Linked DNA regions of Homo sapiens: region 1 is linked to region 2. Evidence: read pairs that join two places in POLR2A ChIA-PET (ENCODE). Cell type or tissue: HCT116. All regions are shown on one strand. Links, peaks and the distances in the headings refer to the core of each region. The heading gives the core; the rest is flanking DNA.

Region 1 (16,465 bases), core at 5,039-10,038, 120 kb before region 2:
AAATATTTACGACTGGCCTTTTACAGAAAGGTTGCTGACCTCTGCTCTAAGGGAATCAGACATCTTACGAAGATTTAACTTGGGTTAGAGAATGGGAGAAAGGCATTCCAGTTGGCTGGAAGAGTAAGCACAAAAGAATGGAGTTATTAAAGAATATTTCATGTTTAAAAAGCAATGGGATGTCTCCTTGGTATAAGACAGGGAACAATGGGAGATGAGGCTGGAAAGATGGGCTGAGTTTGGACAGAGAAGGACCCTGTAAGTCAAGGCTAATGGGTTTGAAATCCATCCTGTAGACATCTGGTCTCGAAATAGGATGCATGCCCCAGAGATACACAAGATGATCCATTAGAATTTAGAAGTCAGAAAGTACTAGAATTTGAACTTATTTTTTTCTAGGAAATAAAAAACATGGACTTACAACATTTGATATAAATATTGACAACGGGCTCCTCACAGCCATTGTTATGTGTCATGAATTGTTCATGAGATATCTTGTGGCAAGATTAGGACCTGCACATTGCAGAGGCGGCAAATGGTGTCCTCAGTCCTCACTCCCCTGGGGCTTTCAATGACATATGAATCACTACAATTTGCACATTCCTGACTCATTGGATTATGGATATTATCAAATTTAATCTAACACACACAAAATGGACAAGTGGATTAAAATATTCCTGCATGGAAACAATGGATCAAAGATAATATTAGTAGTATAAGCACAAGCAAATAATAAGAATAATAGCATTGACACTGCCCTTAGAACAAGTTTTCTTCGGCCATATTACAAAGTGAAGACAATGACCAAATATTTGCATGTAACAAGAAGTCAAGCCAAAACAGTTAGAAATTTCCATGAAAACTACTAGATATAAGGATTTATATCATTCAAATGATATAAATGGAACTCCCCTGACATATTTATTGTGCTTTTGACATATTAGCTAATGACAGTATGAAGCCATCATAATTGACAAGACATTTTAAACTATTGCTTACTTCATCTTTATCTCAGCCTTTAAAAAAATTACTTTTGTATATGTTTTATAATGTACATAATATATTAGGAAAGTAATACATGTGTATAATATAAAAAGAAATATATGTATATTGAGAGTACCTATTCAAAATTGTTTACTGATGGGGTGTTAAATCAAAAAAGTTTGGGAACCACTTCTATACAAAATAGAGGACCAATGGGGATCTCAATAAAAGAGGAGATGAGATGAGGCTTGTTTTGAGAAAGATCTCACAGGCTGCCTTGTAAAAGATAGACTCTTGCAGAGTGGCCATTTAAAGTCATTTTTAAGTGCCTGAAGATCTTGAAACAAAAGTTTTAAATACTAACAGCTGTTACTACAAATTCCACTTTGCCAGCTTTTTCTTCTTTAAGAAATGAATGGCTTCTTCAGGCCCAAACAAGGCCCCAAAGGATTGCACTGACAATACAGCTTTGCTACAAGCAGTTAGTTGGGTGACATGGGCAAATTTCAGGGATGAGAAAACATACCCAAGGAATACCGCATGCCATCTAGACTCAACTTTCCCCTCTGACCTGCATGAGTTTCCAAGGCAAAGTGGTCTTCAATCACGAGGGCTCCTTCCACTGTTTCAGCCAGAGGGGCCATTCCCCCTCCTGACAGGCATGATTAATTGATTCTGATGCACAGACACACTCTGTGAGGACTGTGCATATAAGATGTGCTTCTGGGAAGGACTATGGCATTTCTCCTGCTGGAAAGGGGCCAGGTAGGCTATTAGCCTGTTAGAGCCAGTTCTCCTTAGCCACCTATTCTTTGCCACAAAGAACCCAGTTGTCAGATTTGAAGAACTTAACCAATATCTGTCAAATCTTCAAGAAAAGAGGAGCCCGAACGGAGCTGAGCAGAGAAAGGATCTGCAGCCTCTCCCTGGTGATTGGCTTGGGCAGTCCCAGGAAGGCACCAGCACTGGTCTAGAGCCTAAACCTACACATCTGGAAACATCACAGAGGGCTTCCTTCTCTGTGCTCCATGAATGAGGGCATACCCTCTTCTTTTATGACTATCTTTTTCAAGAACTTGAAGGGGCAAAGTGAAAACAAAAACAAATGATAGCAATAACAACCACTTTTTATGGTCAAAGATGTATTATAGTTGTGGGTGAAGAAAGCATGCCCTGCCTCTCTTTCCAAACTTCACATCATCTGGCCCTACTCTTCAACTCAACCTTCTTCCCTACATGGAATCTTTATTCCAATAATGTCTGTTTCCTTCTCTCGAACACACCATCCAATTCCATTCTTTGCTCTTTGTTGAAATTCTACTCAACCTTGGAGTCCTCACAAGCTGTCATTTCTTCACAAAGTGTCCCTCACTACCCTTAAACCCACCCTCTCTTTCTTTTGGTTGGCTAGAGAGATTCACATTCAATTAGGGTCCCCTTGTGTGTTTCTCTAATTGTTTCAGGTCTCCCCAGGTGACTTTCTTTGGGTTGGGGGGTGTCATTATATACTTGCACAGCACCTAGAACCACGCTAAGCCCAGTTTTGCAAATACTTATTGTTTGATGATCCCACTAGTAGTACATGTTACCTAGAGAAATGAGGGAACAAGCTGAGCAATAAATAAGTCTCTCATTTCCACATGAAGAGTAAGATCTTGGGAAGGTGGCAAGTGAATCAAATTGAATAAGGGAGGGCTGAATAAGTCATATGTAATGACTTTCAGGGTTCATGTAAGTGGACCTTATCTCAATTGTCAAGGATTCGTAGCTAGAAGAGGTCTGATGATCCAACAGTGTTGTGGTGTGGTCTGCAGTAGAGTCCTAGGCTCTTGAACCTTGAACAGGGTGCAAGGAACTCAGACGATCCTATGTTTGCCTCGAGCAGATCATTTGAATTCTCTAGATCCTGTATTTAAAAAAAAAAAAAAAAAAAAAAAAAGGAGCAGGGTAGGATTCCCTCATGTCCTGGAGGCATTTGGAAGGGGCTGAGCATGGGCAGCTCTGTCCAGTGGCTTCTCTCTGTCCCTCTATTGCTTTGGTACAGCTGCTCACCGTGGATGCCAGCACAGAAATGCTCTTCTGAGGACACATCCTGCCAGGTTTATAGGCCCTAAAGGAGACACTGACACAGATGACCATCCTAACACTCTCTTACAGCACTGATAAAGAACAGCAAACACAGGAGCCAACAGCAGCCTGGAGGATACGGGACCGTTAGAGGCCACAGTTTAGCATCCTTTCACCCAGATGAGGAAGAAAAGTCCCTCCTTTCTCACCCCTTCCCCAAAATTAAAACAATGAAAATCAGTTCTCATTATCCCAATAATTAAGTCCCATTGAGCCAGCTGACAGCGGCCAAAGAATGATTTTTCTGTGCTGCACTGTGTGGCTGCCCTCCATGGCCCCATTCATGGGCCACTGTGTGCATTCAATCACCCTTAGCTGGGCCGAGCTAATGAAATGCTGGGGCCTTGCCCTGCCCTGACCCTGCTGCTATTTCTATCTGAGCTCAGCATGTCCTTTGCTTGACAGTTGCAACCGAACAAGCAGATTTTTCTCTCCCATCTATGGAGTGTAAAGAGCCTATTTTGGCAGCCTGTGGGGCTGGGGACCCCTCTGGAAACCCAGTGAATGCCCCTGGAGGTTAACGTGCAAAGCTGTTTTCCAGACTGAGAGGCAGGCGGAGGAGGGGGCGGAGTGCTGGCGACTTGGAGGCAAGGAGGCTGTGGCTGGGGGCTTTTCTGGGGCAGAAGGGGAAGATGAACCTGGAAGAAGCATGGGGCCATGAGGTGGGGCTGGCTGATCCATCCTGTTGCAAACCTGAACAAAAGCTCTTTGTCAGTTATCAAAAATCTCCCTCCCTCACTGGGGTCAAAGTGAGAAAATCCATTGCACTGGGTTTCCAGTTCGCATGGCATGGAGAAAGGGGGGATCCCTGTGGAGAGCAACTGCTCTCTTGAAGTTCCTAGCTGTTGTTTTAATGATTTCCCAAGATTCAGAAGTTAGGGAATAAGATGGCAAAATTATAGGCATTTATCCATACTAAAATGTAGGGATTTACACTTAGCTAATGGAGAAAAAAACTTTCTTTGAGGGAAGTTGTAGAAAAGAGGCAAAAACAATGTGTTAAATGTGATGGCATGGTGGCTTTATACAGAAAGGACATATCTAAAGAAGGATGTAAATCAAGGGTGACAAACTCAAATGCCCTCAGTGGCCAGAGAGATCAGAGGTTACCGAAATGAGAGAAGGGAAACAGGTGGGAACTGTGGCCAATCAGGAAACACTGGCCCAGCCCCACCCAGGGCAGGCTGATCCTGCTCAGCCCCAGCTCTTTTTCGCCATACAAGTAGGAAGGCCCATGATTTTCTGTAATTTTAAAAAAGAGAAATCAGAAATCTCTATTCTTATTCAAAATCTCCCAATTGTTAGTGTTAGAAACTAATTCAAGATGTTAAAAAAGAAAAAAAAAAAAAGCGGTGTGCTAGCCAAACAAACTATGTTGGCGTTCTGCAAGCCCACCCCTAACATTTGCAGGGCCTGGAGCAAGAGTACAAATGGAGGCCCCATATCATATGTCTAAATATTTAAAAGTATAAATCAAGCTCACTAACTGTTAAACAAAATATATTCTGTTTGCCTACAATGAAAAAATATGCCTTCCTAAAGACCTGGCAGCCAGGTGTGAGAATTCAGAGTCCTGGGACATCTTGGAGTTGCACACAGATACAGGGCAGCAGAGAAGAGCTGGCTCCTGGCCCCCGGCCCTCCCCTTCTCACCCCAGCTCCAGCCTGCACACCTGTGGGAGTCAAGCTCTGTCTATCCCCTGATTCCTCAAACAGCCTCCCCTTGGCTGTCCCTCTGGCTTAATGTTGCTCACATCAAAGGTGCAGAATGCCCTTAGGAGGACAGACTCAAATGGACTTGGTGACATTTGACAGGACTCTGGGAACCTGGGACCCAGAATGTGAGGTGTCTTGGCTCTTTGGCCCATGGGACTGGAAAGAGCCAGAGTTAGGCTCTTTGAAGCGTGGGTTCCAAGTCAGGGTCCCCTCCTAGCAAGACCTAAGTGTGTTACTGGCCCCAGTTTGAGATCGCTGACTTAAATAAACACCCAGAAATGAAGACATCTTGATGCTCAGCCTAGTTTTTTGACCACTTAGCTACATGACCTTGGGTAAATCATCATCTTTTCGTGAACCAGTTTCTACATAATTAAAATGGGGACAAAATACCTCTTCTAACCAATTCGTTTGAAAACTAAAATGAGATTACACATGGAAATATTTTAAACTAATAAATAAAGAAATGAAAAGGTCGATTAAGAAAAAAAAACTGCCATAGACACAAATTTTATCAAAGGGAGCATATATGTGAAGGTCTCACTCAAAATATCCCATTAATTGTCTTTTTAATCTCAAGATATGGGCTAAATCTAGAAGAACTAAAATGATAGTACTTTTCATTAAGGGTTTTTCCTCTTTTCCAACAATCCCTTAGGATGGGTCTCCTATCACACTGATCTTAAAAGGATATTGCAGAGGTAAATAAAACAAAAACAAAAATAAAATCTGTTTCAGTGATTCATGGCTCCTTTTTTTTTTTTGAGACGAAATCTTGCTCTGTCGCCCAGGCTGGAGTACAGTGGCGCGATCTCGGCTCACTGCAAGCTCCACCTCCTGGGTTCATGCCACTCTCCTGCCTCAGCCTCCCGAGTAGCTGGGACTACAGGCGCCCGCCACCACGACCAGCTAATTTTTTTGTATTTTTAGTAGAGACGGGGTTTCACCGTGTTAGCCAGGATGGTCTCAATCTCCTGGCCTCGTGATCCGCCCGCCTCGGCCTCCCAAAATGCTGGGATTACAGGCGTGAGCCACTGCGACTGGCCATGGTTCCTTTTTAAGAGCAACCCCCTTTAACCAACATTAAGGTAGGATCTCTATTCAGGGACATGTGCTATTATTGTGACAGTCATTCTAAAAATTTTGGGTGCCTTTTTTTTTTTTTTTTTTGAGACAGGACCTCACTCTGTCACCCAGGCTGGAGTGCAGTGGTGCAGTCATGGCTCACTGCATGGCTCACTGCAGCTTCTACCTCCCATGCTCAAGTGATCCTCCCACCTCAGCCTCCCGAGTAGCAGGAACTATAGATGCTCACCACCACACCCAGCTAATTTTTTCAATTTTTTTTTGTAGAGACAGCATCTCTGTTTCCAGGCTGGTCCTAAACTCCTGGGCTCAAGGGATCCGCCCGCCTCGGCCTCCCAAAGTGCTGGGATTACAGGCATGAGCCACTGCGACTGGCTGGGTCTCAATTTTTAATGAAAGAAAACCAATAGGAAAAGCAGCAAAAGGGGGGAAAAAGACTATTTAAAAGAGTAAGGAAATACTAAAAAATTTCCACAAGGATCTAAATCAATAACAAGACTGAACTTTTATTTTTGAAGACTTAAGGAAAATTAACTTCAAGCTGTAGAGGTAGACAGAATTTTACAAAGGATAACCTGAGCTACCAGGAAACATTTATGTGACAGTAAATTTAAGAGTTCCTTCCAAAGAAATAGAGTTTGATAGAGGTAATCATGCAAAAGCATGACTGGGCTGGTACTGAAAGGTATCCTTCCATTTAGACCAATGTAGGGCTCGGAAAGTACAGCTGGAGAAGAAATACAGTTTTACATATTCTTTTCTAAAAAAATTCAATCTGCTTTCTCAAGTTGAAATGTTTTATATATTCTTAAACATCCAGGGAGGGGTTGGGAATGGTGGCTGCCAGAGCACCTAGCACTCATCTCCCTTTCCTAATAACAATCTAATTTCCTTTTGGCGGATTATCTTTTCCCAGTAGGATACAGTCTGTGGATATTGCTGGCAATTAGGAGGTTTTTGACCCAAGTTGGGCCAATCAGATGCTCCCTTCAATGGAAGGTGAATTTTGAACAGAGGGACAAAAAGAATGGAGATGTCAGGAGTTTCATCCCATCCAAGTGGAGTGTCCTGACCAGACCTGTGGGACTCTTGTGAGCCTTGTGTTTCCTGCTTCCTAGTTTCTGGAATTTGCCTGCTTCTTACCCATTTCTAAGACTGCTTCTTCAGCCTTCCCTCAATCCTGTGGGACCTCTATATCCTTCTTTTAAACTCTGGCTTACATTAGCCAGAAGCATTTCTGTTGCATGCACCCAAAGAACCTCAGCACACACAACAATACCAGTGCACTGTGGGTCCTGATCTCTGGTCCAAACCTCCAAGTGCTCCTAGAGACCTTTCATGTGCCTGACCCTAGTGAGCATGTATCTCACTGAGAGTTAGGAGAGGCTTCACACAGAAATAGTGGTACTATCCCAGGCTTCCTCCATCCAGTTACACATACTCATTTTTTTCCTTGGTTTTCCTGAAATGTTGGAATGTTCCTTTACTTTTCCACTTCATAGTATGAGCTGTTCATAAAACAGCCAGCAGAATCCTAGCACTTCGGAGGGCGCTCCCAGATGATTTTTGTAGTTGGAATCTGTATGACAGTGAGTCAGCCTGGTGATCCTAAGGCCTGCTGTAAGCTCGACGTGTCACTATTCACATGCTTAGAAATTAGGTCCCAATGCACCTGACTGCCCTTAAGAGAAGTCAGTGGAAAAGAGTGGCAGGTTTGCCAGGTGTCGGAATGGGAATATGCAGAAACTAAAAATAATGAAGAAGGGCAATATGTGGGGGGTGAGGGGTGGGGGTGGGAAATAAAAAGATCTGGGAACTGACAGTAGAAGGTGCCTTGATCACAATCACAATAGGAGATGAACAAGAGTATAGGACATTAGAGGCAGCAAATGCCCTAGGCTAGCTTTTAGACTAACTTTTGAAATCAGTGTTCATATTTATTGTTTAACTTTTAACCTCAGTCTCCACTAGAGGTCTAGCCTCCTTGGTCTTTTACCATTACCTGGGCTTCTACTTTGAGATTGTTCTGTACATCCACCAACCATGAAAAGGTGAGGTAATTTGGAATTTAAGAATACAGAGGCTCCAGAACCAAACCAGAGCTAGAGTGTGTTTGAACTTTGGCTCTACAACTTGCTAGTCCCATGAACTTAGGCAAGCTACTTAACCTTTCTGTGCCTCAATGTTCTCATCTATAAAATGGGGAGAGTAATAATAATAATAATAACAATAATAATATATATAAAGCACTTACTAGTACCCTTGGCACATTAGTGCTCAATAAATATTAGCTACTATTAATCAATCAATCAACAAATATGTATTGAGCATCCACAATGTTCCAGGCACTGTTTTAGTTCTTGGGACAGATCAATGAACAAAATAGGCAAAGATCTCTACCCTTGTGGAATTTACAATCTAGGGGGGGTGGGAGCGGGAGGACAGATGATAAGGTATGTTGGTACTGCTATTAATATCTGACCCAATATCCACCCACTCCACTCAGCTTTCTGGAAATCCTCTAAATCTTTATCTTCTTCTTTGAACATTCTGTTCATCTTCGCGCCTTCACCAAAACCTGATTGGCCCTGAGGATGTGGTTTTTCCCCATAGCACCCAAAAGTGTGGTTGTTTTTTATCTCACTGTCCCATATCCCAGAGCCTGTAGATAGGGAAATGGGCTTCCTTGCTTTCCACTGCTACTTCCAAACCCTTTCTCCTCCTTTATCCTTTAAAAACCACAGCTATTTGGATGCTCATTCCTTCACATTATATAACCCTTCTCCCACTGAATTGCTGTCATCAATAACCTATTATTCATTTATTAAACACTTGAGCATACAACTCCTTCCTTTCACCCCTATTTTTGTCATCGTTCTTGGTGACTTTAACATCCTTGGTCTCTGAGTTCCTGACCTTCTCACTTCCAGTGATCTATTCTTCCACTTTCTTCAGCTACATTAAAATGGCCATAGCCTAGCCTTGTCATCACCACCTTTCAAGTCTAGATTTCAATTGTTATACGCCGACCACCATTTTCATCCTTCCAGCCAACCTTCTGTAGTATTTCTACTCCAATAATTTTTTGACCACTCAGTTAAGCTCACTTGCTTGTCTGTTTTTATTGTTTGTTTTGTTTTGCTTTGTTTTGTTCTATTTATCACCTCCTCGCATGTCCTTGTTTTCTCTTTACCCATGATCAATTCCATGGGCCACTGTTATAAACACTGCCTTACACGCCTTTGCCCCTCTCTCCTCGTGCCAAACTCTCCTAGAAAAATCTTCAAATTTGGTTAAACCCAGCTACTGGCTTAGGCTGAAACAGTCCTGAAGCAATTTAAGATTAATGGAGAAAGTAATTCCACTGAGTTGACTGATTACACTTTAAATCTATGACTGCAGTCCTCAAATGAGTACTCAACATTGCTCAGAAAGGCTACATTTTTTTTTCCATAGTAAAGTTTATTTTAACTTTTCTGAGGTCACTATTTATCTCTTCTCCCCTCAGACCTCCAATGATCATCCCCTCTCAACTGATGATCTCAGTTTATGTCTTACTGAGAAAACAGAAATAATCAGACAGAAACTCCCTCATCCCTCCACTGTGACATCTGTACAACTACTGGCATAGGAATTGTCTTCCTTCTCATTACAATGGAAGAAGTAGCTCTGTTTCTCTTAAAGGCAAACACCTCTACTTGTGCTTTGCATCCCATCCTCTCTTGATGTCTCCAGGACTTATTCCTAAGTCATCCACCTCTATTTTCTGCACAATCAACTTCTTTCACTCTACTGGATTATTCTCAACAGCAAACAAAGTGCTCAGGAATCTCCCATCTTTAAAAATCCTACTTTGATACATTCCCCTCCAGCTACAATCTCAGTCTCTGTCTCCCTTCCAATTAGTTTTACCTAGTGCCTAGAAAATGCTGTTGACTTTTGTATATGGATGTTGTATTCAGCAAACTCAATGAAATCTCTTATTATTTATAATAATTTTCCTATACAGTGGATTCAATGGATTTTCTGTGTAAATAATCATATTATCTTTAAAGAAAGATAGGTTTGTCTGTTTTTTTTTCAATTCTTATACCTCATTTCTCTTTCTTTTCTCATTGCACTGGTAGGACTTCCAGAATGATATTGAGTAATAAGGGTGATAGTAGGTATCATCTTTCTTCTGAAGTTTTATCATTGAGTGTGTTGTCTATAAAGGTATTGGTTATATGTTCTTTATCAAGTTAAGGAAGTTCCTGCCTATTCTTACTTTGCTAAGAGTTTATGTAATAAAGGGACTTTGAATTCTAGAAAATAATTTTTTTCTGCATCTATATTAAGACATGTCATCTCTGTTAATATTGTTAATATTTTATTTAGAAAAATTTCATCTATGTTTATAATGGATTAGTCTGTTCTTGTATTCTTAGGTTTGGTATCAAGTGCCTAATAAGATGAGTCACTTTCCCTTTTCTTCTACACTCTCAAACAGTTTGTGTAACATAAGGGTTAGCTGTTCTTGATAGGTTGGCCAAACATCCCAGAAATCCACCTATGCCCAATGTTTTTTGGGTAGAAGGCTCTGATTTGTGGTAGCAAGTCATTTCCTACATGGGTTATTGGTTGATTTGGATTTTCTAATTAATTATTCTTGATTCAACTTTCAAAATTTACTTTTCTAAAAAAATCATTAACTTCCTCTACTAGTATTAAGTTGTTCATAGATTTGCTCATTCTATTTTTTATGATTTTTTCATTCCAATTGTATCTATCATTATAAATTATGTTCTCTTTATAATTCTTAATATTATTTATTGCATTTTCTTTTTTTCTGGAGCAGCCCTGCTAGGGTTTTATCTATTTTACTAGTAATTTTGAATAATCAACTTCTGGATTTGTTCATTCTTTTGTTGTTGTTTCTTTTCCATTAATTTCTGATAGTTTTATTTTGCTCTGCTTTTTTTAGGCTTAATCTATTGTTCTCCTTGCTTCTAGATTTAAACACATCTTTTATTGAGTTTTAAAAATCAGATTCCACTGTGGTCAGAAAATATCTCTATAAGTTAACAATTCTTACAAATTTGTTGAGACCTTCCTTTGTGTGGCCTGTTATGTCAATTTATGTAAATGTTCAACATATTTTCAAAAAAGAACATATATTCTCTATTGTTGGACTTTGGTTTTTATTTGTTTTTGAGATAGGGTCTCTCTCTGTCACCCAGGTTGGAGGGCAGTGGCATGTCACCTTGTCTTACTGCAGCTTCAACCTCCCAGGCTCAAGCAATTCTCCCTCCTCAGCCTCCAGAATAGTCACCACATCTGGCTAATTTCTAAATTATTTTTCGTAGTGACAGGGTCTTCCTATCTCGTCTAGGCTGGTCTCAAACTCCTGAACTCAAGTGATTCTCCTGCCTCGGCCTCCCAAAGTGCTAGGATTATAAGTGTGAGCCACCATGCCTGGCCTATTGTTGGATTTTGAGTAAAGGATATATCAGTTTGTGGTTATATCTTTTATGTTTTTAATAAATTTCTGTAAAAATAAATTTAAATTTAACACAATTTTACATTTTTACATTTTCTTAGTTTTTGCTTTACATGTTTTGAATTTCAAGGTTATGTTTTTAGGGGCATATAGGTTCATGAATATTATCTTTTCTTATATCATTATATATCTCTCTATCCCTATTAACATATATTTCCCAAGATTCCATTTGCCTTACTGTGACACCACCCACCTTTCTTTTGGTTAGCATTTTGTGGTATGTCTTTTGTCATCTCTTTATTTGTGTGGTTTGGCCTAAGTGGGTCTTTTGAAAATAGCTTATAACTGAATACTTTAAAAATTCTAATCTGATATTCTCCAATTTTTAATAGACACATTTAATCAGCTTACATTTATTGTAGTTACCATCATATTTGACTTACTTCTTCCATTTTATTTAGTTTTCTATTTATTTTCTTTCTTTCTTATCTTCTCTTAGGTTTTTTTCTTCTTTCCTGTCTTCTTTCATTTTTTTTTTGTCTTTCCTGTCTTCTCTTAGGTTGGTGAGATTTTCTATATTCTGCTTTCTCCTTTGTTGGTTTAGAACCTATAGATTGATGTTCTTTTCTATTCATAATTACCTTAAAGTTTTACCATACACATTTAATTATATATGTTTCAAAGTCTGAAATTTTCAATATCTTATCCTCCTCCCTGAACAAGGCAAGACTCTTAGCACACTTTACCCAGTAAATACTCTTTCTACTAACATATTATCTCAACATATTACTTTTTTATTTAACTTTTATTTTAAACTCTAGATTTAGTTATTTTATAGTCAGTTGAAGTAAGTCTATTTTAACTTATTTATTTCTGTGTCCACTATAGTTTCTTGATTTCTATGTCCTGCCTTGAAACTGAGTTTTTCTTGATATAATACATATTTTAATGGTTCTTTCAGTGAAGACTCAAGACTGATATAAACTTCATTTTAAAAAAATCCTAAAACTGTCTTTCTTTTAAATCGGCTCTTGAAAGCTAGTTTAGCTAGGTATAAAACTCTGGCTTTACAAGTGATTTTTTTCCCCTTTCAGATATTTGAAGATACTACTCCACTGTCTGCTGGAATCTATTGTTAGTAAGATGTCTATTATCAATGCAGCTATCATTCCTTTATAAATAACTCTCTTTTCTCCCTGGTAACTTTGTTTTTTTCTTTCTTTATCTCTTTTTTTTTTTTTTTTTTTTTTTGAGACAGGGTCTTTCTCTGTTGCCCAGGCTGGAGTGTAGTAGCACAATCATGGCTCACTGTAGCCTTGACCTTCTGGGCTCCAGCAATCCTCCCATATCAGCCCTCGAAGAAGCTGGGACTATAGGTGCATGCCATTATGACTGGCATTTTTTTTTTAAATTTTTTGTAGAGATGGGGTCTCGCCACATTGCCCAGGCTAGTCTTGAACTCCTGGGCTCAAGAGATCCTCCTGCCTCTGCCTCCCAAAGTGCTGAGGTTACAAGTGTGAGCCACTGTGCCCAGCCACAACTTTTAATACTATCATTTTTATCCTTGAGGTAGATAGGTTTACTATCTCATATGTATGTATAAAAATTGGAGCTTCTCAGTATATCTTCATGCCCTTAACTCTGACTTGCACTACGTTTTGGTGGCTTCTTAAATACTATCTTCCTATTCACTAATTTTATCTTCATCTATTTCATGTCTAGAATTTATCCTATCTGTGTATTTTATCTTTTTAATTCATTCTTTTTCATATTTGCCAATTCTTATTTCTGCCTGCTTTATTTCACAATATCCTTTTTAAAGTAGATGTTATTTCTCTTTGAGTATTTAGGCAAATTTAGTTTAAAGTTTTAGTCAGATTGTTCCATTATTTTAATTTCTTTTGGACAAGATTAGATAACAAATGTTGATTTTGTTGACTGGTTTTCTTAGTGTTGAATATTTTTGCTTGGATACTAATTTAGAGAGTAAGGTCTTCTTTCTTCTTTCTCCTCATTTTCTTCTATCCTAGAGATTTTGTAGAGGTCTCTGGTTCAGAATCAAGTGATGATTTAAGATCTTTCCCAGCTATGGTGTTAGTGATCTCTCCCTTAGTAGTGAAAGCATCCTAGCTTCTGGTTGCTGGGCTGTGATTATTTCTCCTGCCTCCATAGACCTACAGTTTCCTATAAGAAATAGTCTCAGATATATCATCAGCAGCTGTTTTTCAACGTTCTTTCCTAGTAAGCTCCACCTTACAGATGACCTGAGGTCAAGAGTTCAAGACCAGCCTGGCCAACATGGCGAAACCCTGTCTGTACCAAAAAATACAAAAATTAGCCTGGCGTGGTGGCACGCGCCTGTAGTCCCAGCTGCTGGGGAGGCTGATGTGGGAGAATTGCCTGAACCTAGGAGGAGGAAGTTGCAGTGAGCCAAGATTGTGCCACTGCACTCCAGCCTGGGTGACAGAGTGAGATCCTGTCTCAAAAACAAAGAAAAAAAGAAAGCCCCACTTCAGTGTTTCATTTTTAGAAGTGAGTCTAACCCCAGTAATCCACTGCACTTGAAGCAATTTTAGTCCCTCTCATTCCACAGGAGCCTCTAGCTGTGCTTCTGGATTTAGAACTCAGTCAACCTGTGGCTTCAGCCTGGTTCACCATTTCAACATAACCCACCTAGAGAAAGAAAACCTGTATTTGATGAAACAGAATAGGGTTGTGAATTCCTTGGAGTTGGACGGACCAGGGTTTCTTCTGCAGACTTATCACTTACTAACTGAGAGACTGGGAGCAAGTTATCTAACTTGTTTGATTCTTAGTTTTCTTATTCTTCAGCTAGAAATGATAATACCTACCTCACAAAATTAATGAAATAACATTTAAAACTGTGCCTGACACCCAACAGATGCTCACAGGACATACTAGAATAAGTATTAAGTAACCCATTTTAAAAGGTAAATAATTCTGCAGTCCGCAGTCCGGCCTGGGCGACAGAGCGAGACTCCGTCTCAAAAAAAAAAAAAAAAAGGTAAATAATTAGTTCTGAACAAATCTATATTTGCCAGGATTTTTTTTCCCACTAAATATGGACCTTGACTCAGAGCTTTCTCTTTCTTGCTCTTCATGCCACCCTCCTGACATTTACTGGTCAAGATGTTTAGTAATATGAATTTTAACAGGCTGATCATGGGTTTTTACAAGAGATCAGATAAAACTTAATTTATTTATACTTTATGATTTATGTCCAACTTTTAAAGTGTACTTGAGGTAGTTTACAATGAAAGTCACATATGCAATAAGTTGGTTGAATAATAAAGGGAAAATTAAACCATAGAGGAAGAAGGGAAAATAATTATGCCCAAAATCTGAGTTAATTATTACTGTAATTGAGTATTAAATTTGTTTAAGGCTTCCTGGCAGCAAAAGGCAAAGAAAGAGGAAATATGATGAATGACATCATTCTCAATGGCTGAAGTTTTTCTATGAAACAGTGTAGCAAGGTTATGATGGGCTAGAAACCATGCAGGGATTATGCTCCATTCAGGATGTATGGTACGGAAGACTGGAGGGAATTCTTTACTGGTTGGTGCCAGCCTTTTCTCATGGCTTTAGCAACAGGTTGGACGACTGTGGTTTTAGATGGCTTAGTGCAATCTGACTGGAGCCCACAAACTGAGATGGAAGACTTTTAAAAAAAATAATGTTTTAAAGTTTTTCAGTATAAAAAAATACACATTTACTAAAGAAAATTTGGAAAATTTGAAAGAGTATAAAGAAGAAAACACAAATATCCTTACAATTCCACTGCTCAGAAATAATCATTGTTAATATTTAGTAAACTTCCTTCCAGGCTTCTTTCTATGCATACTTTATGAGCTGACTTGTTGCAGTTCTTTCTGGCTCAATGATTCTACAAATTAGGTGGCCTTTGGCCCAAGTGGTTGTTGTGTTTAATAATAAAAATAGCTACTGCTCATATATTGTACATCTGATGTGCTCCAGACATTCTATTGGTGCATTATGTAGTCCCAGTCCTTCCAAGACCAACAGGCACAAGGAAGTTTTCCTATTTGCAGAGAGGTTATGTAATTTGTCTAAATCACATGGAGTGAAAGGAGCAGCAAAACACAAATCTGGGTGTGTCTGCACAGCATATTCTCTTTCTCCTACAATGTGCTACTTCTCTGAGACCCAGGGGTGCCCCTGATCCCTGCCACTTTGTTGTGACTCCTGGAAGTGGGAGTGCCAGAGTCTGACATCAGCTCAGTTGGTTCATGGGCCTCAAATGGCCAGCCCAGAAAACAGAAGGAGCTCGCTCCTCCCCTACTCTCTCTTTCCTTTTGTCCCCTTCCCCCACATCCCAGAGGTCAAGAAGCTAAACTGTCTAGGCTCCCAGGTTAGTTCAGGCAGCTGTTCAGATGGCTTTTACTTTGAAAAATACTGTAATTCAAACCTCTTTCATGGGGATAAGGTTAAGAAAAAGTCAAGAAACTCAGTTCCATTGTTTTCAGTCCCAACAATACCAAAGAGCATGTAGGCTTTTTCATTTTGTTTCGTTTTTTGTTTTGTTTTGGTCATCGTTATTATTGGGCTTTATAATTGAAACTTTGTGCGGATGTAACTTTCTTCTTTCCTGAGCTCCCCGTTCTGCCCAGAAACTTCTCTCTTGGGCAAGTCACAGACCAAAGAGTCTTGCAGCAGTCCCAAGCAGCCGCTAAGAGTCACAGATTCAGGCCGCACTGTTGTCAGGGCAGGCTGGCCACCACACCCAGAAGGGGAAGCCTGTTGTGAGTGGCCTCTGTCCAAAGCAAGCAGTGTCCCGTGTGCCAGGGGCCACTCCTGGCTGAAAATGAACTAGTTTTCTCCTCTCTCCTTTACCACTTTCGGGGACCTAAGAACTGAATCCAGAAGAACCAAGCGGCCTGAATGTCAGAGGCTCTTGGTGGGCCATGCAGTGGGCTGAGATCCTCTGAGCAGAGGTCTTCCATGCAGAGTGGTCTGCAGCAGTCTAGATGAATCAGGCTGGGTTGCCAGTGGGCGTGAGTCAGCAATAAGATGCCCTCTCCCCACTATACT
Region 2 (16,465 bases), core at 7,424-12,423:
TGAAGGTTACAGGAAGGAAGGAGTGACTATGTCAACTTTGCAGTAACTGAAAATTCCAAATTATTTACAGCGGCAGAAATCAGGAAAGCTCAATGATTTGTATTACATTTGAAAATTAATCACCCATCAGATAATGTGTAGCATATCATAAAATGTTATGGTAACATAATCAGACTAACATAAAGTCAAACAGAATGCTAGAGACTTATTTGATTCATTTCTCCTCAAACCTCCACAATGTAAACCTTTTGTCTGCTTCCCATTCCTCTACCCCTAATTTTTTTTTTTTTTTTTTTGAGATGGAGACTCGCCATGTCACCCAGGCTGGAGTGCAGTGGTGCGATCTTGGCTCACTGCAACTTCCACCTCCCGGGTTCAAGCAATTCCCTGCCTCAGCCTCCCAAGTAGCTGGGATTACAGGTGTCTGCCACCATACTTGGCTAATTTTTGTATTTTTAGTAGAGACGGGGTTTCACCACCTTGGCCAGGCTGGGCTCAAACTCCTGACCTCGTGATCCACCTGCCTCGGCCTCCCAAAGTGCTGGGATTACAGGCGTGAGCTGCCGCACCCAACCTCCTCTACCCCTAATTTTATAAGCTATTAAGAATTTGGGTGCTCTGCGGACGCCACCGCTGAGGAAAACCGTGTACTATTAGCCATGGTCAACCCCACCATGTTCTTTGAATTTGCCGTCGACAGCGAGCCCTTGGGCCATGTCTCCTTCGAGCTGTTTGCAGACAAGATCCCAAAGACAGCAGAAAATTTTCGTGCTCCGAGCACTGGAGAGAAAGGATTTGGTTATAAGGTTTCCTGCTTTCACAGAATTATTCCAGGGTTTATGTGTCAGGGTGGTGACTGTGAAGTCACCATAATGGCACTGGTGGCAAGTCCATCTACACGGAGAAATTTGAAAATGAGAACTTCATCCTAAAGCATACAGGTCCTGGCATCTTGTCCATGGCAAATGCTGGACCCAACACAAATGGTTCCCAGTTTTTCATCTGCACTGCCAAGACTGAGTGGTTGGATGGCAAGCACGTGCTCTTTGGCAAAGTGAAAGAAGGCACGAATATTGTGGAGGCATGGAGTGCTTTGGGTCCAGGAATGGCAAGACCAGCAAGAAGATCACCATTGCTGACTGTGGACAACTCGAATAAGTTTGACTTGTGTTTTATCTTAACCACCAGACCATTCCTTCCGTAGCTCAGGAGAGCACCCCTCCACCCCGTTTGCTCGCAGTATCCTAGAATCTTTGTGCTCTCGCTGCAGTTCCCTTTGGGTTCCATGTTTTCCTTGTTCCCTCCCATGCCTAGATGGATTGCAGAGTTAAGTTTATGATTATGAAATAAAAACTAAATAACAACAACAAAAAAGAAAGAATTTGGAAGGGCCTGAGGTCCCCCCACTCCACTCATTGCACCCATCAGTGACATCAAGAAAGGACTTGAAATGAAAACTAGCATTGTACCATGCTGTGCACCTCACAGCCACAGCCACCCCAGGAGATAAGCAGAGGCCACAGGCTCAGGCGGCGTAGCATCTCACAGCAGGGATACTCCCCCAGCAACAGCAGCCAGAAGACGAATGCTCCAAGCTGGACCTGCTTTAGCCACATGTGTGATAAGCTTTCAAATCTCACACACACAAGCAGAGGAAGGGGCACTTCAGAATCACAGGAAAATGCCAGGAGTATTTCAAAGTCAAATAATGCCTAGAGCAAGAGAAAAAAAGCAAGAAGAAGCTCCTCATCTCACTGCTTTCATGTTCCTGCCCCAGGGTGGGAGGGGCTATCCTAATACATAACTCACTAAGTTTTACAGGTAAACCAAATGACATTCTAGGTCTAATCATCGTTCAGGAAAGTCAGAGAGGAAGATAATAAGGACCATTCATTGCAACCCAGCAGAATCATCACCAAGTCAAGGCCTCCTTTTCTAGCACCTCATTTTATTCCTAAATTAAAACAGTGATAACTGTCAGAGGCATTTGAACCAGAGTGACTCTGTCTTGAAAACAAGCTGTAAAAATAAGGCTGAGACCTATTGGTCTGTATTCCCAGGAGGTTAGGCATTCCAAGTCACAGCATGAGATAGGAGGTCAGAAAAGATACAGGTCACAAAGACATTGCTGATAAAGCAGGTTGCAGTAAAGAAGTTGGCCAAAGCCCACCAATCCAAGATGATGATGAACATGATCTCTGGTGTCCTCACTGCTCATTATACGCTAATTATAATGCATTAGCATGTTAAAAGACACTCCCACCAACATCATGACAGTTTACAAATGGCATGACAACATCAGGAAGTTACCGTATATGGTCTAAAAAGGGGAGGAACGCCCAGTTCTGGGAATTGCCCACCTCTTTACAGGAAAACTCATGAATAATCCACTTCTTGTTTAGCATATAATAAAAAAAAAACCCATAAAAATAGCGAGCCAGCAGCTCTTCGGGTTGCTGTGCTGTGGAGTAGCCATACTTTATTCCTTTACTTTCTTAATAAACTTGCTTTCACTTTATGAACTCTGGCACAAAGTAGACTCTTTATGGACTCACCCCAAATTCTTTCTTGCATGAGGTCCAAGAACCCTCTCTTGGGGTCTGGATTGAGATCCCTTTCCGGTAACACAACCACCATCTTACATCTCAGAGCACATGGTACAGGAAAAAGAACTGAGGGTCTGGAACTATACAAACTTGGTTTCAAATATTGATGCTATCACTGAATATGAGTTATTTATGTTATCAGCTAAGTTCTTCTATTTGTAAAAATAGAGATGATCAGATCTATGCTGAAGGGTTATTGGAGGAATTGATGGAAATAAAACACAAAGGGTCAAAAATGATCCCTGCAAACTCATAGGTACTCAGTAAAGGCTAACTCCTTTCCATCACTAGAAAATAAAGAGGAATTTAAATTAGTATCACCTGGTGCACAAGAACCAAGCAAGGATGTTGTCCATTATCAACTATGGGACCCTAGGATGGCAGGAAATGGGTTCCCACACAGGCTGCTGCCTGCCCTCAGCCTCTCTTCCTCCCTCTGTCCTGCCCTGCTTTTTCAAAATAAAGATTGACTGACTCAAAAATGTGATAACCAAAAAGCTCCCATGCTCGCAAGATCAGACAAAGTTGGTTCTCCCATTACACACCTTTAGCCTATGAAGATGGGGACTAGGGAGCCAGGATTTAAGGGAGATGTCCATGAGCACAAATGGCTGTCTGTAGGAGAGCGGTAGCATAGCCAGCCCTGTGGCAGGATGTTGTCTATAAGGAAAGTCACTTGACTGGGGAGTTCATGCTCACTGTGAAGTTTAACTTGGAAAAAGCCACATATTCAGATTTGGGTTCAAGAATTTAAAAGATGACTTTTATCTTGTAATTGATTGCAATGTGGGGTGAGATGGTGCTTAAATTTTTTTTTTTTCCTGCACAGTTCTTTAGGAGCTCTTTATAAACCACTGAAAGTCATGAGAGATATAAATATATCACCTGCAAACCCAATAATTTGATTGGGTTTGGGGACTTTTTTGCCTAGAATCTATCTACTAAAAGTCACCAGAGTAAAGTGAAAATAGCAACACATTCAGAATTGAAAGAATTGAATTTCTGTTCCATTTCTGCTACCTACTAGTTGTGTGACCCTGAATAAATTAGTTAATATCAATTGCTTACCGCCATCTGTAAAACAAAGGGGCTAGAATGGAGTATGAAACTGAAGAACACCCATGTAAGAATCACCCAAAGTGCTTGCTAAAAACTGCAGATCCTAGGCTTGGCACTGCCCTCACTGAATACAGCACTGGGGATGGGGCCTGGGATCTTCATTGTTCACAAACACCTGGGATTTTTAAATTTACTGTACTTGAGACTCACTGGAGAAGATGATCTCTAGACTGTATCTCAGATGGGCACTGTCATATTCTAAATGCTTTTTGTTCTAGTGAAAGTGCTGATTCATTTGTAAATCAGTTCATAGTTTAGGCAGGTATTGAACCCTTCTTTCCTTTTTACTTTCCCTAGCCAATGAGGTTGCCCATTTTCTTCTCACTCACAGCTAACCAGCTAAGGCTAAAATAAAACATCCTGTCCAATCTTCATTCTCAAATGAGCCAAATAAATTTCAAGGTCCTTGACTTTCAGGGCAGCGCCTTGTCCAAGAGATCTCATAGCTGTTTCCGATGTTGTTTCCCAACTGAAAATATTTTTCTTCCCAAGCCAGACAACAGGGTCTTCAATTTGGTTCCAAAGCCCTGTGTCTCTTCTACTTCCTGCAACTGCTCAGATTTCTCTAGAAATCTCCTGCCCAGGTATTTGGCCTAGTTTACTTAGCAAGTTAGAGCAGGCAGGGTCACTGCACAAGGGGAATTGGTACCAGACAAACAGCATATAAAAATAAAATAAGTCAGAGCTGGAGGAGAACAACAGAGGTGATAAAATGCTAGTGAAATGAGTGGCTCATTAAAGGGTAAACCACCTACATGCTCTGTAAGAGGACCAGTCATTTGTCCTGTGATGGTCAGAGCTCATGCGCCTCAAAGAGAGAAGTAAGGACATGTGCTAAGTCTGCCATAAAAAGAAATGTTTTCAGTTTAAATATATCAATACATGTATTCTTCCTTCTAGATATGTCCTTTCTACTTTTTGGTGTTAAAGTGCCTTTACCTTTTTGAAATGGTGGTAACGGTTAATTTTGTAACTATATTTGATAAAAAATGATGTTTAAAACATCATGGTGGTATACTCTGGTTTCTCTTCAAATCGCGTAAATCTTTCGCCTTTTAAAACATCATGGTGGTTCTCTCACCCGTGTTTTGTTTTTATTTTATTTGGCTCAAAATCTCCTAGGAAAGACTGACTCTCCACCTTAGCAAAGGTACACGGTCTATCGTGGTCAAAGCATGGGAAAGGGGACCCTTCATCTCCAGCGTGGGAGTCATTGTACCTGTGTATTTTCAGCTGGCAATTTCCAGCGGAACCCTCTTAAGAGAAAGTTCTCTCTACTTGAGCTCATTCAGAAATAGTGATTTCTTGGATATATTGACTTTTTTCAAAGGGAGTCCCATGGTTTGCTTGTTTGTTTGTGGGTGGTAGGAAAGATACAGGTATTCTTATCTCAAATGTGGAGATGGAAATGGGAGATGACCACTTGGGTGTCTGTGTTGCCCTTTCTCAGTCCCTGCACTGTGAGTAGCAGCTCATTGTATTCATTCACTGGGACCACACACTTTCCGTAGGATTTCCTCAGATTTTAATACATTTGCCTAGTGCCTAGTGCCAATACATTGCCTGAAAAAAGGGATTCTTTTAATGCCACCATTCTGGGTTCCCCTTTTATTTATTTCCCCAATCCACTTAATACCTGTTAGAGCACTTCTGTTGCAAGAGTGTGGGCAGGGGCTTGGATTTCACACTTGAGCAGCTCTGGAAAGGGAGGAGACATTTATACCCAAGATAATGTACTTGACTGGATTTTATGTTCCCTTTGCTATTTCTATAGGTATTTATGCTTAAAAAGAGTTTTCATCTACCCCTGCAGCACAGCCGAACTTCTCCTCTGGCGGGATCTAGTCACACACACACATACTCACATAATCCTCCTTGCCTAAAAACAGCAGGTGAGCTGGAGTAGAAAACAAGAGAACAAGTACAGCGACCTGGAACCATGCCACCAAGGGAGAGAGGTTCCTTTTGAGTTAGGGCAACTAAGCCTGAATCCTTCTTTGGAGGAATCTAGGAGTAGGGAGATATACAACTATGACTTACATCAGGTAAAACATCATCCTCGATATCTTTCTTTGGGTGAATATGAATATAAGCCTGACATGCTGCCCCACATCTACCCTTTAGCTTATCTGGGAAAAAAAATTTATCAACTTTTCTTTGGTTATTCAGTCTTTCATTAAGCCTGTCCAACCACAGAGAGGAGAAGTTAAGACTTGTAGAAGATAGCAACAAAGATTTCCTACCCTCCTCATGCTATCTGGTCCCTGAAAGCAGCTGCAGAACCCTTCTCTCCCTCAGCCTGGGTCTGTGTTTAGGGTTCTGGCTTGCTTACACAAAGGCTATCCCATAAGATTCCAGGGGAAGCCTGACTCCCATCCTCCCATAGACTACAGCAGGCTGGTTCTGCAAAAAGTATTCCTATCTTCAGTATTCTTACAGTATTTCTATTTAAGTATCTGCTTATAATTGTCAAGGTTTGATGCTAACATTTTAAACCGACAATTACTAACATTTTAAAGGAATGGTTAAATTGTAAAACTCAATTTCTATGCGGAAGAATGATTCTAAATAAGCAGTCCTTCGTCCTTCAGACTGGGTTCACGAGTAGCTACAGGGAGTGCATTTCTTTTTCTTGCTTTCTCTCTCTCTTTCAAAATAAATGTATCTACTGTGTAAGTGTCAAGCACTGCCCTTACATTTGAGGGTATGCAGATAAATTCAGTTATAGACCTCAAGGGGCTCATAATTCAGGGCTCAGAAGTCTAAGAATAGAGACAAGGGCCAGGTGCAAGTGTGGGCCAGAGGGAAGAGGGACGGATCACAGCTGGTGTCAGGGAAGTCTTCACAGTGATGATATTTGAGTCTTCGAAAATATAAAATGGACACTGAGAATCCTATCACCAGAAAGGAAACATTGAATATTTCCAAGATGCAAAGAAATACTTCCAAGATGCAATACTTCTAAGATGCAAAACTAGGACTTTGAGAAAAGCCTACAGATTCAAGTGTGGATCAGCAGCTTGAGTGATATTGGTTCTGTCAACAATTTACTAGGTACTTCAGGCTCGCCCCTCAAGCATCCCATAATTTCAGGGTGCCTCCTAAATAGAAATGAAAATATTATTAGAAAGTTCATTTAAATAAACCTCCTATATGAAAAAAAGACCTCTTTCCAATTTGTTGAAATAAGAGAGTCATAATATTTATTTCATCAAGCGGGTGTGAGGCTTAGTCAGGATTCATTTACTTCATTACTCTTTCTAGGGCACTTGAAAATTTATATAATCCCATTTGTAGTTTGTAAGACCAGACTTCATGAGGATTTGAGGAGAAATTGTATAAATGTGAATATTTTTATCGAGTTTTTCTTCCTTCTTTCAAGTATAACCAGCCTTACTCTAGCTTTTCCAGCCCTCGCTAGAAGGCACTTTGTAATAGCAAGAGTTTCCCAAGTGAAGGCCTCGGCCACTCCTCTCTGCCTCATGCTCTGCCTCATTCATCGCTAGAGAACCTTCCTTAGTGCCAGGACCCCCCATCTCCTCTAGACTTACTTCATTCACTGTGCTCTTACTGCAAGTCCGGTTTACATGCTTATCTGTTTCCTCAAGTAGACTGTGAACAACCAGAGGGTATCAACCATCTCTTACCTGTTTTTGTTTTCTTGAATCTCCAGCGCAACTAGTTACACAGTGACTAGCAGAGAAGAGGTGATTAAATAAAGGTTTGTCAAATGAATGAGTGCCCAAACCCTCTGCTCTTGTTACAAGGCAAAACCCAGCCTGTGCCCTCTGACGATGCAGCCTATCCTCCTGTTTGTTCTTCAGCTGCAGCTCACTCTACCCCAGCACCTCCCCTTTCTGACTACCTGAATCTTATCTATTATTTAAGGCAGAGGTTCCCAACCTTGGCTGCACATTAGAATCACATGGGGGAGCTTTACAAATAAAATAAACACTGATGCTCAGCTCTACTGGCAGAGATTTTGATTTAACTGGTCAGGGTGGGGCATTGGCATTGGTATAAATGCTCCTGTGATGAGCCTTAAGTGCAGCCAGGTTTGAGAACCACTGATTTTTTTTTTTTTTTTTTTTTTTTTTTTGAGACAGAGTCTTGCTCTGTCACCCAGGCTTGAGTGCAGTGGCACACTCTCTACTCACTGTAACCTTTGCCTCCTGGGTTCAAGTGATTCTCCTACCTCAGCCTCCTGGGTAGCTGGGACTACAGGTATGCGCCACCACGCCTGGCTATTTTTTTTTTTTTTTTTTTTTTTTAGTAGAGATGGGGTTTTACCATGTTGGTCAGGCTGGTCTCGAACTCCTGACCTGAGGCGATTCACCCACCTTGGCCTCCCAAAAGTGCTGGGATTACAGGCATGAGCCACTGCGTCCTGCCGAGAATCACTGATTTTAAGGTAATACTCAAGTCTCACCTTTTCCTGAAAAGACTTAATATGCCTCTGATGATGTTACCTTCCTTTAGAGTCAAAGCAGTTACTGTTTTAACCACTCATTAGACAACAAATCAAACACTGCCTTGTAACAGTACCTCAGTATTAGTTTGTTTGGACCTCGAGGGCAGGAACTAGTCTTCTACTTCTTTATATCCCCATACCATGCACGGGGTAGACCAAAACATATTTTCGATGGTTTAAAACAACAACAACTACAAAAAGTAGGAGAGGCCATTTTAATTCTACTCTAAGAACATGTCTTTGGTAAGAATAAAAATGTTGCAAAAAGGGTGGGGCAGGATTGAAGCAGAGTAGGAAAAGAGTAAATAAAAGTCAAATGGAAAAAAAGCTAAATTAGTCCAAAAGAAAATGTTTTCCAGCTTCTTAAGAGAGTTTTTGCAAACACTGAAGCAGAATAAGCAAGAAAATTAACTTGGCTTGTGGCCCTGATAAGATTTCTTTCTTGGTTATAAAATTTTGCAAAGTTTCCAGGGTGTAAAGAAAATAATCAGCCAGGGAGGACTCCTTCCCTCAGACAACACAATTCAGCTCTTGGGTTAATCGGCTTGAAGGTCTGCTCAGCTTGACCTGACCCCCTTCCAGGCCTGTGATCTGAAACTAAGCCTCACATTCAAGAGCCCTGGTGTAGAGCTCAATGTCATAGAAACGGGATAAAATATAATCCTCATCCCATAACCTTGATCCCTGGGTGTAGTGGCCTCTGCTTGGGCATTGGAAAAAAAACCCTAAAAAACAAAAAACTATACCTGTTATCTTCTCTAAGTGGCTGGTGTCCCAGAGGTCTTACTACCCTAGAATTATCTAGGCACGTTCTGCTACTAAATGGTGTTATAAGAAAGTACTACTTGGTGCAATTACCTTAAAGGTTAGCTTTAAAGTACTGTTTTATGCACATATCCCAGAAAAGCCTTCGCTTCGTATGGCTTCTATGGTTTTTCATAAAATAAGACCACAGGAAAGACTCAGGGAATCACTAAGCACACCCTCTGCTAAGGCAAGATAAGGTCACTAGACAGAGACATGTTTTTTCTATATCAAACTTTATTCTAGTTATTAGGTCACAAATTTAACAACTGGTCCCCAAAGGCATGCATATTTCTATAGATTAATTAAATGTATGTTCTTTGCCTGGGTTGGCCATTTTAACACTGGCCATATTTTACATTAATTTCTAATTATTGTTTGAAAACATGATTCCAAGGCATTTAAGTCTGCTTCTTATTGATTAGTAATGATAGTAACAAGTTGTCTTTTGTAAATTAAGATAACATGACTGACCCATCTAATGGGATGGGAGTTGATGAACTGTCACTGATCCATCTACACTTTGCTCCTGGTTCTCCTTATGACCACTGGCCTGCATTTGACCTTATCAGCCAAAAGCCAAGAGCCACCAACATCCTCCAGTCACCAAAGAGACATAAAAAATAGCATTTGTCCTACCAGCTACTTCCTGTTGACACTGACTGGTTAATTTATTAAAACAAAAGAAAAGTAAAAATATGGCTCTAATTTCTTTATTCACTTATAAATTCTAACTGGAATTAGTAAAACTAGGATTTGGGAGCCTTGAACCCATGATACCATATATAATAGATGAAATCATAAATTCCGTGTGTAACAGTAAGAATGGCTTCTAAAATCTAAAACCTGAAACAGAGATAAACTATAAGTTTTCAAGGAGTGGGATCAAGGATCCATGAAAACGAATGACTCAACATTGATTCACAAGGAATTTTGCTTCCTCTGATAAAGTTTACATAGGTGTGTTCAACAATCCTTAATGATATCCCTGAAAGCTGCAACACAGCTATTTAACATGATTTACTACCAAAGGTCATTAGATTCCCCAGGAATATTTTGGAATGTGTTCCACTAAAAAGAGAAATAACAGCTTCAGAACCTAGGATACCAGACTCTTCAGGGAAAAGGTGCCATTGAGGTAATGAGTAGTCCAGGGCCTGAAAACTCAAGAATGTTTCCCTGAATAGAAACAAGCAGCTCTATCTTCTCAGGACATGGCTGACGTGATCACCAAGCTGGAATATTATTTACATAGTCCAAAGCAAACCAAGAAGAATTCTCTGGTTTGGAAAATTATGTCTAGAACAGGCAATAGCTCACGCCTGTTTTTGATGATTCCTGCTTCCTTGAAAAAGAGCCAGTTTACCTAATGCAGGTAAAGGCAACAACAGCTTTTCTGCCATTTTCTCCAGAAAGGATCACCAGTGTGACATTTCATGCCTCTGTATCTAAATGGCCTGGATTTGATATATATTTAGCAAGGTGGGCAAATCTGGCTTCTGAATTCTGTCCTATCCAAAAAATCAAAATAATCACCCGTCTTCTTCCTCCTGCTTTTAGGAGAAACTAGATTGAATCTGGTCACACAGCAGGATAAAGTTGAGGTTAGTCATTAGGAAAAAGAATTTTTTTATTATGAAACATTTTACCAAAGCTTTACCAAAGAGGTCAGACAGTGGTGTCCTTTTCTTTGGAATGAAGAATGAAGACAGAAGACTTAAAAGGAGGTAGAAAGTAAACTTTCTGGATGTAAGGGAAGGATTTTCAGTTTTGGCCAGGATAGAAACCACAAATAGGGAACTCTGAGAAAGTGACCAACCATTTGGAGGTCTTTCTAGCATCATTCAGTACTTTACACTACAGGTGTATGCGTTAATGTAAAAGTACCTAGTATCTGGGGAATAATTTATTCACTTGGCAGCATCTGCTGGCCTAAGATTTTCAAAGTACACATACTTCAAGAAAAAGCATCATCATTATTTAATTCATATACAAATTAGTCCTCAACAAATACAATCTAAGTGAAATGATCATTTAGAGATAGAGAATTGGATACCCTTAGAGGTGTGGTCCTTGGTCACTTACAAATATCAGAGAAATGCTGACTCTGTGGGATCAATTCTTATGTTTTTTCCTGTGTGTGACTTGTCTCCCCACTTTATTATAACTGTTGTTGGGACAAGCAGAAATGCTGGTTTCTTTAGGCCCTAATAGCTGCTGCTGGCTCAGGACAGACAATGCGGCCAGCATTTTCAGAAGACGCTCAGATTGCTTGGTATATCTCATTCCCCGACCTTCATAGTCAGAGAATACTGTCAAAGCACCCACCTGTCTTCTCTCTGAATCAAGGTACTGGAGGATCAGCCGGGTATTCACACTGTGACTCCAGGTATTTCCTAGTGCGGCTATCACACAGCTGGATCCAGAAGTGCCTGAAATGAAATGGTAAAAGCACGCTTTCAGATGCCCTTTCTTGAGATGGCATTTCACATGAAGTCCAGACATTACTCATTGCCAGTAGTCCAGAGAGTACTTGGAGGCTCAGTTCATTACCACAGAACTTGAGGAATCAGTGAAGTAGGAGAGGGGTTAAGGAATATGAGACTAAAAACCAGCAGGGGTTTCCTTCAGCCTTGGTGAAAGTGACCACCACTGGGCCAAATAATAACAGAGTTATATATCAAAAAGAGGTTGCATTGCAAGATAGCTCAGAGCCATTGCTACTAGTAAATCTAGCCATTCAATATCTAAGGCATAATGCTACTCCACAGAATAAGAACCAGTTATGAAATAGTCTTAGTTTAATAGAGTTGTTAGACATTTTTAGCTAGACAAGAGTCTTAACTCAATTTTCCCTATCAATATAGAAATGGTGGCATATACATGTAAAATTCCCTGGTCCTCCCACCCCCCCGTATACACAACGCAAAAAAAGGAATCTAGAAGATCTCAGCATTTCATAGGTAAGCTGTTTTAGACATCCCTATTCCAAGAGAAACATTCCTTTACCTTCTAAGACTTTCCTATAAGGAAGAGGGTCTGAAGTAAACTCTATCTGAGTTCCTAGCCTCCTCCAAATTGCATCTTACATCTCCAAAGCTTTACTGACCCTTCTTGATATCACCATGAGAAAACCCTTTCTGTTCCCTACCTGCTCCTTCCCCCTTGAAGGCAAGCCAACAAGTCCTGCTGCATAGAAGCCAGCTCCCACTATCATGTCCAGCACATCCCAAGGCCTCCTCTGAACCCCTGTGCCCTGTGCCCGAGGCCTCCTCTGAACCCCTGTGCCCTGTGCCCAAGGCCTCCTCTGAACCAACTTTGGCCCTAGGCCATGACAGGAATCCTAACCTTAGGAGGGCACAGTTGGACATTTAGTGTGCCTTGTTGCCTCCAGATGCGATCTTTTTTCTATGAGGAGACTACATAGAGGTTGAAGTCCACTGAATTAGCTAAAACAAAATGAGGCCTTGAATGTGTCATCCGTTGTCCCCTTACTACATCATCTGATTTGTACGCCTCAGTGTGGAGTAGGAATTGGTCTTTTTTTTTCCAGGGCAGACACCTTTCAGGGTGGTCTACTAACTGCACATGGCCTTAAGCACCTGGGCCCAAATGCTGCAACAGACAAATGTAGTTCAGTGGTTCTTGGCTGGAGGGTGATTTTATTGGCAATGTCTAACTCGCAGTGTTACTGGCATCTAGAGGGTAGAGGCTGGTGATGCTGCTAACCATTTTATAATGCATAGGACAGCATCCTACAACAAAGAATTATCCAGCCCAAAATACAGCAGTGCTGAAGTTGAGAACCCCTGGGTCAGATAACACCAACCATATATATCTATTTCCTGGTTCAAGCAGGAACAGGAATGAATGAGATGGAAATCAATAACCAAGGTCTCAACAAGCCTGGGGATATCAGATTGAAAGAGAATTTAGTGTAAGAAAGAATAAAATTTGGGGTAACCTCAGTTCATTATGCACACAATTCAAAATATGCACAAATTAATGTGAAAACAAATAATCTAGATTGTTCCGATCTGATCACATCATTCCCCTACTTAAAATGCCTTCAGTAGTCCTTCATGCCTGAGATTAAATACTATCTCCTAAACAATGCACTCTGAGCACTTTGTCAGCTGCCTCTGCATCTCTCTCTGGCTTCACCTCTCTCAGCCTCCTCACTGGATGGTCTCCCATGACCTCCTGACTTCCCTGGCCTCATCCTCCTTGACCTCTTGTCAGCAGTTGATAAAGCTTCCCCCTTCCTTGGCATCCAATCTACTGGCCTCTTCTGCTTCTCCTTTTACCATGTTGATTACTCCTTTCCTTTTTCTGCCTTTGTTTTCTCTTTCTTCTTAGTTGTGGGTGGACCTTAGGGAGTGGGGCATGACCACATTTTTTCTTGTCTAATACCAGATGCTTTCAGTATCCAGGAAAATAATGTACATTAGTAAAGAGGCCAAGTGCTTGCATATTAACATGTAGAACTTCTTCACCCCCACTAAGAGATATAGTCTTTACCATTTCTCTTGAAATTCACAACCCTCTCAGTCTAACTTTTCATTTTCCCCTTTTTGATAGAAATAGACTTATAGAAAAATATTTTCTACTATAAGAAAATCAACACTGCAAGGGCAATAGCAACTATATTTGCATTTTAGAAAAACAGCTCTATTGAGATAATTTGCTATCATACCTCCTCCAATTTCAAGTGTACAGTTCAGCAGCTTTTTCTATATTCACAGAGATGTTCAGCCATTACCACAATTAACTTTAGAACATTTCAAACCCCTAAAAAGAAATCCCACACCCACTGGCCATCAGTCCCCAACACCTCATTCCCTGCCCACCTCCAGCTCTTGGCAACCATTAACCTATTTTTTTTTTCTCTATAGATTTAGTAACTGACTTTCAATTAAAGCCTTAGGAGATGAGGGGAAGTGGTGAGTACTGTGGTGAGTTCGAGAATTCATCCAGGATCTCAAGGGGGCAGTCTCTGTTCAGCTCTAGCTGTTGTCATGTGGCAATGTGAGTTCATAGTTAGTCACATCTTATTTATTTATTTTAAAATTGTAAAAAACTTTTATAATCACATCTTTTGATTTTTAAAAATCATAGTGATATGATTTTTTAATTGCGCTAACTTTAAAGCGCAATTTTGATTTTTAAAACGGAAGCCAGAAATCAATGCTTTTTAAGTATAATTTCCTGATTTTAAAATGTTGGTTCAATATTTACACTTTTAAAAACACACAAATAAACATGCTTTTGAGCCAGATATGCCTCATTCCCATCAAGCTTGCAGTGTCTGCTCTACATGGCATGGCTCCACTTTGAAAAGGATGAGAGCCCATTTGACAAGGTGGATGGTTTCTACGCCTTTGTCGCAACCTTTGGCTTGTCTCAACACTTGTCTTCCACTTTTAACCACAAGAACTGCAAGTCTACATCATAAATTTTAGCACTGCAAATTCAGTATCATCAAAGCAAGCTCATATTTTCCCATATAAATCTACTCCATCTCTGTTCCTTCCTTTGACCCTCCAGTTAATCTGGTTTAAAACCTCAGCTCCATTTTCAAAATGTTTCCTTCTCTCATGCTTCTCACTTGCAATAAATTGAGAGGTCTTACTGATTTAACTGTAAAATCCTACCTATATCCATCCATTCATTTCTCCTACCTCACCCTTAGATCCATTCCTGACTCTCCATTCCTCCTAAATCAACCTTAGACCCACATTAGCTTTCACCTGGTGTGACTGCTTTAGTTGCCTGTTGTCTGTGCTGCTGTGGCTTTCTCCCTACTAAAGCCACCCTCTGTTTTACTACCTGATTAACCTCCTCCAAGCACACACCTAAGCACACCACCCTCCCATTTACAACCAGCAGGCTCAAAACCTTTCAGTGGCTCCCAAGTGTCTTCAGAGAATTCTAAATTCCTAACACTGGCATTCAAGGACTTTCTACCCTGCGCCCACCTGCCCTTCCAGACTTCTTCCCCCTGCTCCATTTCCCACAACTGTGTTCCTACTTAATCACTTATTTCCCATGTCCCTCCCTCATCTGGAACTCCCCTATGTTCACATGTCCCAAATCTACTCTGCCTTCAATGCTACTTCCTATGTGCCAATTTCTCTAATCTTCACAGAAATAATGTCTTCCTCCTGTAAACTTCTATAATACTTTATTTTACTGTCTCATATTACAATCATTTTCTACCTGTGGTATATTATTTGTGTGCTTTTCTTATCACCTTTAATACAGAGTCGTGCTCTGCACAATGATGTTTCAGCAAATGACAGACTGCAAATATGACAGTGGCCCCATAACATTATCATGCAGCTAATAAATTCCTATCACCTAGTGATGTCACAGCAATGGTAACATCATAGCACAATGCATACTCACATGCTTGTGGTGATGCAGGGTAAATAAACCTACTATAATCTCAGCTGTATAAAAGTATAGCACATACAGTTATGCATAGTACATAATACTTGATCTTATTATATGTATTTACTATACTTTTTATCAATATTTTAGAGTCTATTCTACTTATAATAACCAGTTTAGTAAATACAAAAACCAGTTATGTAGTTACTACACTTTTATGTATTTACTATACTTTTTATCATATCTATATTGATGTATTTACTATATATACTTTTATGTAGTTTATGTATTTACTATACTTTTAATGTATTTACTATACTTTTATGTACTATGTACTTACTATACTTTTTTTAATCATGATTTTAGAGTATATTCTACTTATTTTAAGAAGTTAACTGTAAAACAGCCTCAGGAAGATCCTTCAGGAGGTATTGCAGAAGAAGGCATTGTTATCATAGGAGATGACAGCTTCATGCGTGTTATTGCCCCTGAAGACTTTCCAGTGAGACAAGATGGGCGGGTGGAAGACAGTGATATTGATGATATTGATCCTGTGTAGTCCTAGGCTAATGTGTGTGTCTGTGTCTTAATTTTTAACAAAAAAGTTTAAAAAGGTAAAAAAATCTAAAAAACAGAAATAAGATTATAGAATAAGGATATAAAGAAAATGTTTTTGAACAGCTATGCAATGTTTGTATTTTCAGTTATGTTATTACAAGATCAAAAAGTTAAAAAATTAAAACATTTATGAAGTAAAAAAGTGATAGTAATCAAAGGTTAATTTATTATTGAAGAAAGAAAAATGTCTCTATCAATGAATATAGCCTAAGGATACGGGGTTTATGAAGTCTACAGTAGTGTACAGCAGTGTCCTAGGCCTTCATGTTCATTCATCAGTAGGTGCACTCACCAACGGACCCAGAGCAACTCCAGTCCTATAAGCTGCAGTCATAGTAAGTGCCCTACACAGGTGTACCATTTTTAATCCTTTTACCATTTTTATTGTACCTTTTCTGTTTAGATGTGTTTAGATACACAAATACTTACTACTGTGTTCCAATTGCCTATAGTA

The links. ChIA-PET counts read pairs that join two places held together with the same protein. Peaks named below come from ENCODE experiments on the same cell type or tissue, not always from the same donor. Only the 100,000 strongest peaks of a DNase experiment are listed, where the experiment ranks them.
Region 1: POLR2A ChIA-PET joins it to region 2 with 7 read pairs; 5 of 35 experiments call an interaction of 5 or more read pairs at or near these places.

Annotation. Positions count from the first base shown.
Region 1 is chr14:68,526,625-68,543,089 of GRCh38, reverse strand. It overlaps LOC124903334 (a long non-coding RNA gene), which reads left to right and starts at 5,586. Exons shown (of 3, transcript XR_007064223.1): 1 at 5,586-14,343; 2 at 14,418-16,465. It also overlaps a transcript of RAD51B not described here. RefSeq lists enhancers at 3,096-3,656, 15,622-16,142, 16,143-16,465. In HCT116, for the core only: no CTCF peak of the experiment used is centred there; a DNase peak (open chromatin) is centred at 7,489; H3K27ac peaks cover 1,488 bases.
Region 2 is chr14:68,406,391-68,422,855 of GRCh38, reverse strand. RAD51B (RAD51 paralog B) reads right to left here. Exons shown (of 11, transcript NM_133510.4): 9 at 11,329-11,432. It also overlaps the pseudogene PPIAP6. Among named protein-coding and RNA genes, the nearest start is that of RAD51B-AS1, 270 kb to the left of the region's middle. In HCT116, for the core only: no CTCF peak of the experiment used is centred there; a DNase peak (open chromatin) is centred at 9,925; H3K4me3 peaks cover 818 bases; H3K27ac peaks cover 3,062 bases.